Regions from separate parts of the Homo sapiens genome. Here all the other regions are linked to region 4. The links are chromatin contacts, found by Hi-C or POLR2A ChIA-PET in ENCODE. All regions are on one chromosome and are shown on one strand. Each heading gives the region's core, a stretch centred on a gene start or an enhancer-like site at or near the end of the contact. The rest is flanking DNA. Distances are from core to core; before and after follow the strand shown.

Region 1 (2,700 bases), core at 22-2,521, 300 kb before region 4:
ATGCTCTTGGGAAAAAAGCTTTTGGAATTTGGACACAGCTATTAAGTTACTCCTCAGTGGCCAGCCGCGATGGCTCACGCCTGTAATCTCAGCCCTTTGGGAGGCCGAGGCGGGCGGATCACGAGGTCAGGAGATCGAGGCCATCCTGGCTAACACGGTGAAACCCCGTCTCTACTAAAAATACAAAAAATTAGCCGGGCGTGGTGGCGGGAGCCTGTAGTGCCAGCTACTCGGGAGGCTGAGGCAGGAGAATGGCGTAAACCCAGCAGACAGAGCTTGCAGTGAGCTGGGATGGCGCCACTGCACTCCAGCCTGGGCGACGGAGCGAGACTCCGTCTCAAAAAAAAAAAAAAAAAAAAAGTTACTCCTTAATTTGTTGAATCTTTGTGCCAAAAGGAGCTGAACCAGTGTAGGTGGAGACAAAGGAAGCAGCATAAATGTCTAACTTATAACTCCCCAGGAAAACGAGAAGAGGAAAAATGAGACACTCCGGTCCCGCTCTGTTCCTCATCCCCCGTTTACAAACCTTACACCTGGCCCACACTCAGTAACAACAAAGACATCTATCACTTTCAGGCCGAGGTCCTGTCTCCAAAATTACTGGCCTCTGCTCACAGTTCTTAAAAGTTTGCTGAGAAAAAAAAAAAGAAAGAAAGAAAGAAAGAAATGTTCCTGGGCTGCAGTCGTGTAGCCCCAGGATGGGTTTACAGGAGGATGCCCCGGTTAAGCCCTGTGCCGCCCCCACCTCCCGCTGGAGACTCACACACAGCTCCCCGCCAGTCCCACCGGTGACAGCCACACAAAGGCAGGGTCACAAGCACACCGACCACCCCACAGCCCAGATTCGGCCCCAGACACACACTCACAAGGGCACGTGATCACGTGCGTGGTCACATGGACCGGCCCACTCAGAACACACTCACAAAGTCACACCAACCAAGGCAGCCACGCGCCACACACACACACCTACAACCCCGCATACCGCACACCCAGCCGCTTCCCAGGGCTTCGCCCACCCTCACCTGCCGTGGCCGCCCCCACGTCCCTTCCCCTCCTTCAGGAGGCCGCTCTTCGCTCCAGTACGAGCGCGGGCCGTGGAGGCGGCTGGGCCCGGGTCGGGGCGGGCGGCGGAGCACTCGGGACCCACGGGCACAGCAGGCTGCGCGGTGCGTGCGGGAGGCCGGCCTCTGAGGGGGCGGGGCGCGTGGCCGAGCGAGCTTGGGCCGCCGCGCTCCCCCCGCCCGACCGCCGCTCAGCTGGCGCGAGACTCCCGCTTCCGGGTTCTCAGAGGGCGGGGCCACGTCGCGAGGAAGGGGCGGTGCTGCGTGGCCCCGGCGGTCGCCACGGCGACGGGCGCGGGGGGAGGCTCCGTGGGATGCTTGGCTGCGGCTGGCGTGAGGAGAGGGCTGAGTTACGTCTGGGTCAGCCTTAGTTCTGCCCTACGTACCTAGGAGGAGGAGGAGGTGGAGGAGGCGCCTGGCCCCTTGGGACCTGCTTCTTCTTTCAGTTCGCGTTTTCTCTGTCGTGTACAGCTTTGGAGGGACACCTTTGGGTTCCAGACTTTGATGAACACAACTTTGTATACTCTTTTCTTAGGAACATTTTTTTTCCTTTGGCACAACCGTAGACGCTCTCCGTAGTCCTCCACTCAAAGCCTCCGCTTCCTTTTTGACGTTCTGGGGATTTCTGGGAACATACGCCCACCCATCTTCCTGTTCCTTCATCACTTTTCCCTTAAAATCAGAGAGAATATTAATACATTTGTAATCATTGTTCTTAAGGTGTTGCAGACGTCACGTCTTAAGGTGTTCCAGACTTCACGACTCCTTTTTTATTAGTAAAATATTTCTGAAATTATGATAAGGTGAATAACATGTAAATCTCCTTGTTTTGAATTTTTTTTTTAGGGATCCTGCAACAAGGTCCTGTTGAAAGTGCCTCTCTCTAATATGTTTTAGGGAAAGCTTGTACCCTGTTTTAGGGCCTGTAGACTTTGCCTTTACCTAGGCAACTGTTTATGGGATTAAGGTCAGGGAAGATTCCAACTAAATTGCATCCTACTTAGTTATCACTTCTGTCCCCTGGCCCAGGAGCCTTGGGTTCCACTCTAGAACTTGGACAAATCCCAAAAGCATTTTCCAAAAGCACGGTGACATACTTACCTTTTTCTTTCTTTCTTTTTTTCTCTAAATCATTTCTTTCGGGGTTGCAACTCAGTCGCAGGAATTCATCTTTTATTGTAAGCACCACATAGATGTATAGAGCACGTTTCCGTGGAGTATTTTAAGTTGGGGGCCTTTTCTCCAACATTTGGAATCGTTTAATGGGTGGAATAACTTGCAAACTACTGGTTGTCTCTGAAACTGGTTATGGATATTCATTACATTAGTTGTCTATTTTCCCAGGTGGTCTCGAAGCTTCAATCTAGAGCAAAGGGAATAGAGTGATTCCACCAGTCCATTAGCACATGATTAGCCCATAAATAATAGGTACTAAATGTATATTGATTGTAATCCCAGCACTTTGGGAGGCCAAGGTGGACGGATCGCTTGATTGAGCCCAGGAGTTCGAGACTAGCCTGGGCAACCTGGGAGACCCTGTCTGTACAAAAAAATACAAAAATTAGCCGGGCGTGGTGGCGCATGCCTGTAATCCCCGCTACTCAGGAGGCTGAGATGGGAGAATCTGTTAAGCCCAGAT
Region 2 (2,700 bases), core at 1-2,500, 460 kb before region 4:
ACGTAATGGGTGCTATAGGGGACGTAATGGGTGCTATAAAGGACGTGACAGGGAGCAGGGTCAAGGCTACACAAGATCACGAGGACTGTCACTGGTAACACAAAGAGGTCACAAAGACGGAGAAAGGGCTTTGGGCTAACCGAAAATCCACCCTTAGAATATGCCCTGGGCCGGGCGCAGTGGCTCGCGCTTTAATCCCAGCACTTTGGGAGGCTAAAGTGGGCGGATCACCTGAAGTTAGGAGTTCTGAGACCAGCCTGGCCAACATGGTGAAACCTCGTCTCTACTAAAAATACAAAAATTAGCCGGGCGTGGTGGCGGGCGCTTGTAATTCCAGCACTTTGGGAGGCTGAAGAAGGAAGATCGCTTGAGCCCAGGAACTCGAGACCATCCTGGGCAACATAGCGACACCCTCTAATTAAAAAAAAAATACATACATATAAATACATACATATGCATACATTATATATATGTGTGTGTGTGTGTGTATATATATGTATATATATATATACACACACGCACCCTGCTACACAATTTCCATTTCTATATATCCAATTTCTATATATATATACACACAATATATATACAATTTCTATATATATACACACACACACACACACACATATACACACACACCGTGCTACACAACAATTTCCAGAGCGGCGGATGGGCACCGAGGATTAGGGAGCCTCAGGTGTCCTGCAAGGACCTCACTAGAACAGGGGTCCCTGCGCAGAAAGAATCCTCCTTCCCCGAGACCCAGGGCGAGCACATGAATCCTCAGAGTACTCTCCCCAGGAAGCAGGAGAATCGCCCGTGGGGAGATGCAAAGAGGGCTGCCGTGTAATAAGCGACTTCTGCCTTGTAGGTACATTCACTGGCTTATATGCAGCGGGCAGGTCTCACTCTTCCCCGTGTACAGACGTGGAAACAGGCTAAGAGAGGGAAACTCACTTGCCCTTCATAAGCCACAGCGGCTAGTAGTCAAAGTCAGTGTGATTCCCATGCCCTCGCGCTTCCCACCACCAAGGTGGGGACGAGGTGGAAAATATTCGGCTAGGGAAATCGCGGGGGACCCTGGGACCCTAGAAGCCGTGCTCCCTCAGGCTGACCCATTTGTTTGCACCCTCCCGCCGGAAACCCCTAGATAAATCAGGCTCTTTGCTCCCCACCTCTGGGTTCGGGCAGACACTCACTTGTGCCGACACTCAGATGAACAAGCAGATCGTAGCCGGCCTGTGGCTAAGCTCCGAAACTAGAAATTTTTCAAATGCTAGAGGCAGAAAATCACCCAATCACCGACTGGATCTTTAAATTCTCCAGCCACTCAGAGGTAGGGGCGTAACAATGGGCGTGTCTTTCTTTGCGTCTCTACTCCAGGAGCTTGGGCTGTACCAATTGCCTGCTAGAGGAAGGAGGTTTATGGTGGTGGCTGAGCATACCAAATCCAGTGGACGGCTGGGCGTGGTGGGAGGAGGCCGCCGCTGCGGCAGCCACCCGGCGGCGCGTGGTGTCGGGTCTGAAAACCCTACGCGACTCCGAAGATTTATTTTCAGAACCATCCTTCCAGCACACTCCCTCTCCCCTCTAGCCCGCACACAGAGGCTGGGCTTAGCCTTGGGGAAGATCTGCCTTTGGACTCTCACACCCCTGTTTACACTCACAGTACCATTGTCCAGTTCTGGGCAGACCACCCCAAGGCCTGCCCAATCCCTCCCCCGCCCCCAACTCTACATCCTTCTCTGCCTTTGTAAGGGACTTTACGCTTTGGCTCTCTCACCCACCTGAGGCCCATGAGTGAGAAACTCTGAGACCTGTGCCACGTGCCAGAGGGTACAGCGGAAGCGAGTAGAGTCTCTGTCTTCAGGGAAATTGTATCCCTCTTCTTGCACAGGATGCTGAAAGAATTTACTTTTAATCATCTTTATTATCTCATTGAAGCTTGGAATTACATAGCTGGAAAGGATCTTACAGGTGAGTCTGGCTACCTCATTTTACAGATAATGATAACTACCATGGATTAAATTGCCCTTTCCTTTCCTTTTTCCTTCTTAGGGCTCACTCTGTCGCCCAGGCTGTAGTGGAGTGCAGTGGCACAATCTCTGCTCACTGCAACCTCTGCCGTGGCGCGATCGTGGCTCACTGCAACCTCCGCCTCCTGGGCTCTGGTGATCCTCCCGCCTCAGCCCCCCAGGTAGCTGGAACTACAGATGCACACCCAGCTAATTTATATATATATATATATATATATATATATATATATATATATACACACACACACACATATATACACACACATATATATACACACACATATATATATACACACACATATATATATATACACACACATATATATATATAATTTTTTTTTCGTATAGACGGGATGTCACCATGTTTCCCAGGCTTGTCTCGAACTCCGGAGGTCAAACGATCCACCCACCGTGGCCTCCCGAAGTCCTAGGATTACAGGCATGAGCCCGGACCTTATTTTTCAAATGAGAAAAAAGCAAGGCTTCCAGAGATTTTACTGAAGGTCACATAGCTGATATGGAGAGCAAAACCAAACATTGAACCCAGATTACCTGCTCGCTTAATCACTCCATGGGGCTTAGCTACTACACCACACTGCTCCCAGTCTGTTAGCGGTAGAGGGTGATGACTGAAAGTTGTCCAGGTTCTTGGCGTTTTGAACAAAGA
Region 3 (2,700 bases), core at 84-2,583, 510 kb after region 4:
ACTAGGGTAAACAGAAAATAGAAGGAGACTATATACACACCAAATAACAGCTTGTAATCTTCTAAGACTTCTTTTACATTCGGGCTATTCTTTTCATTAACGTATAATACATTTTAAAGAATAACATATTCACAGAGTAATACAATTTCTGCCCTCACGGGTCTCTAGCTGGCTGACACGCGTTTTCTCCTCAAATAAATACATGCCTGTTGACTGATGCCTGTCCTGCTGTTGCAAACAAGAAATAACTGTCCTATAAGACAAAAACCTCTCTCTACGGTTCTAGGCGTAACCATACGTTTGAATTAAAAGCACATTGGAACAACAACAACAATCTTCCAGCACATCTGTCATTTAAAAGCACGATAATGAAAAGCTGTCGCTGCGACCCAATTTTAGGTCACAAGCTTTTTACTGTTTTTCCTGCCCCCCACCTCCAGAAAACAATAAACTTCAAAGGGAATGGTGGTAACCAGGAACAGTTCCCTTCCCCCACCACACACCCCCCCAAAAAGACTAGAAAAAAAACTGGTCAACTTGGACGCTGGCCGCGCTCACGCAGAACCCGTGCCCGCGGGCCGGGGAAGGCTGAACAGACCCTGGGAGGAAAAGTGGGCCTGCAGGCACCCCGGGCTCCCCCCGCCGCCTGTCTCAGATACCGAGCAGGTGGGATTCCGGGAAGCCACCTCCGACTTACGTAACGGGCTTGTCAAAATCCCAGATCCAGGACCTCCCCCTCCCCGCCCCCACTCCCAAATAACAACAGCCCCAGGCCAGCCTGGAATAGAAAATCTGGAATGAAAACACAGGAGCCCCCCACGCGTCCGACGCAGAGGCGCGGGTGCTACTCTCAGCACCGCCGCGCCATCCCGGGGCGGACCGAGCCGCGGAGCACCTCCCGGATCTCAGGAGCTCTCGGGCGGAGATCTCGGCCATCCGTGCCTCCTCCCCGAACCCACCCGCCCCGCTCCCGCGCCCCCGGCTGTCACCTCTCCGGGCCGTGACAGCTCCACCTGCCACCGCTGCCCGGGTCGCCGCCCCCGCACTCACCACCCAGCTGGCTCCCGTGCGAGCAGCGGATCGAGCTCGGAGAGCGGCGCCGGAATCCCGCACGCGCGGTAGCGGAACACGAGGGGCTGAATGCCGCGGCGCTCTGAGCCCGCTTAGCTCATCCCCAGCCCGGCGCTCCGCCCTTCGCGGCACCCCCGCCCGCCCGCCCAGGCCTGCCGTCTCAGTCAGACGGGACTCCCCCTCCCCTCGCGGCCGCCACTGCCTCCGCCTCTTTCTCCGACTCTAGCCTCCGCGGCCACCGCGACCGGCGCCATCTTGGCAATGACGGAAGGGGCGGGGGCGGGAATCACGCCCGCGAGCACCAATCGAAGGCCGGATCTGGCCCGAGTGGGAGGAGAGGGCCGAGTTGAGGGTCGTGGGGTCCTAGCGCCAAACTGATAATGGGGCGGTGAAGGTGGGCGGGACTAAGTCGCCTTAGTCCGTGACGTGCGGTGTAGTTGGGGAAACGCACCGTGGTTCCCCGTCGGGTCAGGAGATCCCGAGCCCCAGGCTGGCGTGGGCGAAGCGTACAATCCCTTCACCTTTCGTCACCCAGAGGCACAAGAATCCAGTTCGCGCCAACTGACCTGTTTCTTCCTTCCTCCCCGGCACTCTGGGAGTCCTGAGATTGCCTTGCTCGGTTCGTCTCAGACTTGCTAGATCTGAGCAGCTGCTGCTCCTCCACCAAGGGTGCTCACATTCTCCAGGAAACTCCCTTAAGGGTTAGCAACCGCCGAGTAGGTTTCGGTCCCAAGATAGAAAGGTAAAGCGGGGAATTCAGGGGGTTTCTCCGAAAAGTACGTTGATGAAACAGCTATTGTTGACTGACGGGGTGTCGATTACTTTGGATTAATTGGATACGGCCTACTTAAACCTGACTGTGGCTCTCCACCATTGATGGCTGTTGACAGATGAGGTTAATAAAGCTTGATTACCCCCATGGGGTTGCTCGGGAGTTAAATTCTATAGTACCTGTGAAGTACTTAGTATAGTGCTTGAAAGTACTCAATAAATGTTAGACATTATTCCATGGACAAATGAAAGAAGAAACAGGACCCCCAAAATCCCTCTGCTTTAAAGTCAACTTTTCCTAAATTGCATAGCCTTTTACTAACCAAGTTTACAACTTTATTTCCTACCTCCAGTTCTTTCATTGTATTCATTCATTCAGTCAACAAACATCCATACAGAGGGTGCACAGTGGTGAGGGAAACAGAAAACCTTTGCCTTCAGGAAACTGCAGTTTAGTGGGAGAAGAGGGACAATAAAAAAGTACTTAAGCACATTTTAAGGGGAAACATGCTATAAAGGTTAGAAAAATAACTGAGGCCAGGCGCCTTTGCTCATGCCTGTAATCCCAACGCTTAGGGAGGCCGAGGCAAGAGGGTCAGCTTGAGCTCAGAAGTTCAAGACTAGCCTGGCAAAATGGCGAGAACCCTGTCTCCACCAAAAATACAAAAAATTAGCCGGGCGTGGTGGCGTGCGCCTGTGGTCCCAGCTACTTGAGAGGCTGAGGTGGGAGGATCGCTTGAGCCCCAGAGCCGGAGGCTGCAGTGAGCCGAGATTGTGCCACTGCACTCCAGCCTGGGTGACAGAGCAAGATTTTGCTTTAAAACAAAACAAAACAATCGAGTTGCATACTTTAAATAT
Region 4 (2,700 bases), core at 182-2,681:
AACAGTGAAGAATGTTACTTGTGCAAGTCAGAATCTGATACCAATTAAATGGTGACAGCTTTGCTGGTAAACAAGAATATGCTCTTCCATGGCAAGGAAGGGAGACTGCCACACTTGACAGGTCCCAAAGATACATGGAGTTCAGTGTCTTTAATGAATATCAGCTATTGGCGATTTCAATTTTCTGCTTTTTATTGAATCGATTTTGGTAAGTTATATTTTTCTAGGCAATTCCAAACATTTGGATTATAAGGATAACTGATATCTTGAATGCTGACCCAGAGGTGAACTCTGCAAAAAAAGTGCCTGGTGAATCAGAGAAATAACAGCTTACATATGTACTGGATGTTACAGTTTATAAAAGTACTGCCCATAGATCACCTCATCTGAAGACCAATGTCTGGGCGGCTTTGGTGACTTTTTGGTGTCTAATTATTTGCAAAAGGATGGATAACTTTCTAGCTAAGCAAAACAGCTGATTCACATCAACCCTATTCCTGGCCAGGCTAGAAAATCTGTGGAGGACTATGCAACTATTCCTCACTTCAGTCCTCGGAGTCATTTGTCATTGACAGGAGAGAAGCAGCCACCAAGTGCCTTGGGAGTGAGCGTTGACATGAGGGTGTTAGCAGTGTTCTTAGCTCATGGAAACCTTCCCCAAGGCAAGGCAAGACCAAGCTGGGAATGGAAAGTCTGGCGGCTGTCATGTTTACTAATGCGGATGGAACTGCCTCTACCTGTGGTTCCACAGGGCACTTGGTCCAGGACGCAGTGGGCAGCGCCAGGACAAAGCACACTCACCAGGGCTTCAAAGTCCTTACAGTCGCCGCGGGCGTAGGACGCGGGGAAGGGCCGCAGCACCGAGTCGCGCTTGTAGCTCTGCAGGGCCGAGGCGAAGAGGCTGCACCGGAGGTCGGCGGCCAGCATGTCGCGGCCCGCCGCCTCCCTGGCGGCCGCCCAGCCTGAGGGCTGCATCCCAGGTCACTGCGCGTTGCCGGGGTAGACGCGCTGGTTAGGGGCAAGGGCGAGCGTGCGTTCAGCGCGGGGGCTGGGCCCGCGGACAATGGGCCGTCAGGGGCCGGGTTCCCAAGCCTGGGGTGGAGCTAGGCAGGGGGCTGAGATGACAGGGGTGAGAACGTGCCGACAAGTGTCCTCTGCCGGGGTCTGGGCCGCGGCTCGCCGCCGAAGAGAGAGACCGAGGCCTGGACCGCGGGTCGGCGGGGAGGTTGGGCCCAGGGATAAAGGAACTGGGGCTGGTGGGGGGGAGGGGTTCCCGGCCTAGGGGAAGGGCTATGACAATGGAATGACAACCGCGGGAACGTGCTGACACGTGTCCTCCGCGGAGGCCTGGGGCGGGAAGCAGCCCCCGGGGGACGGCGGGCAGAGCCCACTCTCCGCGACGGGCGAGGCTGCTGCGCCGCGCGCGCCTTCCTGCCCCGCCTCCCGCCGCGCCGCCGAAGTCCCGCCTCTCGCCAAGCTGCCCGCGGCGCCACCTGTCTTCCGCCTGCAGCTCACGTCCGCTTGCCTTGCCCGGCCTACCTCCCCTCCCGCCGCCGCGCTCCGCCCGGCCCAGCCGAGGGCCCGCCCCTTCGCGCCCCAGCCAGCTCCACCGTACGGGTTGTGCCCGCCCCTCCCAGACCCCGATCACCCGCAGCTACGAGAGTTGCCGCCGCCAGTGTGTGCCGGGCGACGTCGCCCACGCCCCTGCCAGCCATCCTCACAGCAGCAGCAGCCCTGGTAGAAATTGATGTGGGCACCCTCTCGACCCGCCCCTGTACTTGTCTTTGTCCCAGCTCTGCGGACTGAGCCTACCTCTCTTCCTTGGGGTATTAATGCTACCTATTGTCTCTCTTGAATCTTTTCCCTCCAAAACTGCACAGAAGGAGCCATTTAACACCCAGGGAAACTGAGGCTTAGAGTGCTGCAATGCTTGCCCAAGATCCCACAGCCAGATGGGTAAATCTAGGATTCACACCGAGATCTTTGGAAAACCAAAAGACTTTTCCTCTGCTTTTCAGCCTCCAGAATTCTCTGAATTGCTTAAGTCTCTGGCCTCAAATGCCCCAAGATCCTCCTTGGGAGACCTCTCTGACAGGGAGCTTGGGGGAGAGCAGAGGGGCATTGACTTAACTCTGCTGGAGGGTAAGGACTAGACTCCCATCCCCTCTCCCTACTCAGAACCTTCATTAGAGAAAACCCCAAAGTGTGACCTCATGGTCACATGCAAATCTAAACACAGACCATTGTGCTTAAACCAACACACCGCACACACTCCTACCCTGCAGGATCTTCTGAGGAAGAAACTTCTCCTTCTGCATCCAGGCTGTGCTGGGCCCTGGACTCAGAGGAGAGGTGGTCCCATGCCATTGGATTGCATCTATGACTTCGGGAGGTAGGGCGAAGACTGGTCCCCCAGACACCACAGAGCTTCCCATCTTCTTTTGCCAGGTAAAGGTTGGGGGCTGCTCCCAGGAGCCCACATCAAATCTGTTTGCTCTGAGGCCTAGAACCACAAGGCCCCTAGTGCTTCAAAAGCCATGGGGGTTCTCATAGGACCCAGGAACTCTAAGGTGGCTTCTGAAGCTCAGACCCCAGGAAGGGAGAGCTTGGAGTGGGTCAGGAGACCAGGGAACCATCTCTCATTCCACCTCTTCTTCATTGCAGGCCCTTAGACAAAAGCCACCCTCTGATACCTCCTTG

The links. A loop is a pair of places that touch in the nucleus more often than their neighbours do. ChIA-PET counts read pairs that join two places held with the same protein, here RNA polymerase II (POLR2A). Pooled maps may share reads with other maps.
Region 1: a map of CD4-positive, alpha-beta memory T cell shows a loop between it and region 4 (15-fold over the local background). The contact joins the promoter of SPG21 here to the promoter of PARP16 in region 4. A Hi-C loop is called at or near these places in 5 of 168 maps with a recorded cell type or tissue (CD4-positive, alpha-beta T cell, CD4-positive, alpha-beta memory T cell, CD8-positive, alpha-beta T cell and 2 more), 7 of 37 single-sample maps with no recorded cell type and 18 of 50 pooled maps. POLR2A ChIA-PET finds 5 or more read pairs at or near these places in 9 of 52 experiments (B cell, WTC11, activated B cell and 5 more).
Region 2: a map of OCI-LY7 shows a loop between it and region 4 (3-fold over the local background). The contact joins the promoter of PIF1 here to the promoter of PARP16 in region 4. A Hi-C loop is called at or near these places in 4 of 168 maps with a recorded cell type or tissue (GM12878, OCI-LY7, naive thymus-derived CD4-positive, alpha-beta T cell and 1 more), 8 of 37 single-sample maps with no recorded cell type and 14 of 50 pooled maps. POLR2A ChIA-PET finds 5 or more read pairs at or near these places in 6 of 52 experiments (Caco-2, GM12878, HCT116 and 3 more).
Region 3: a pooled map shows a loop between it and region 4 (5-fold over the local background). The contact joins the promoter of DENND4A here to the promoter of PARP16 in region 4. A Hi-C loop is called at or near these places in 1 of 37 single-sample maps with no recorded cell type and 7 of 50 pooled maps. POLR2A ChIA-PET finds 5 or more read pairs at or near these places in 2 of 52 experiments (activated CD4-positive, alpha-beta T cell and activated T-cell).

What each region holds. Positions count from the first base shown.
Region 1 is chr15:64,988,643-64,991,342 of GRCh38, forward strand. It overlaps SPG21 (SPG21 abhydrolase domain containing, maspardin), which reads right to left and starts at 1,272. Exons shown (of 9, transcript NM_016630.7): 1 at 1,023-1,272. RefSeq lists enhancers at 479-980, 981-1,480, 1,536-1,605, 1,646-1,705 and silencers at 709-1,003, 806-855, 976-1,465.
Region 2 is chr15:64,824,397-64,827,096 of GRCh38, forward strand. PIF1 (PIF1 5'-to-3' DNA helicase) reads right to left here and starts at 1,251. Exons shown (of 13, transcript NM_001286496.2): 1 at 1,173-1,251. RefSeq lists enhancers at 1-194, 1,384-1,513.
Region 3 is chr15:65,790,960-65,793,659 of GRCh38, forward strand. It overlaps DENND4A (DENN domain containing 4A), which reads right to left and starts at 1,334. Exons shown (of 33, transcript NM_001320835.1): 1 at 1,051-1,334. It overlaps LOC105370866 (a long non-coding RNA gene), which reads left to right and starts at 1,514. Exons shown (of 3, transcript XR_932372.2): 1 at 1,514-1,813. RefSeq lists a silencer at 891-1,220 and enhancers at 1,222-2,187, 1,411-2,030.
Region 4 is chr15:65,285,452-65,288,151 of GRCh38, forward strand. PARP16 (poly(ADP-ribose) polymerase family member 16) reads right to left here and starts at 1,432. Exons shown (of 6, transcript NM_001316943.2): 1 at 802-1,432. The coding sequence starts at 975. It overlaps SNORA24B (small nucleolar RNA, H/ACA box 24B), which reads right to left and starts at 140; the gene lies at 10-140. RefSeq lists a silencer at 1,117-1,676 and an enhancer at 1,827-1,876.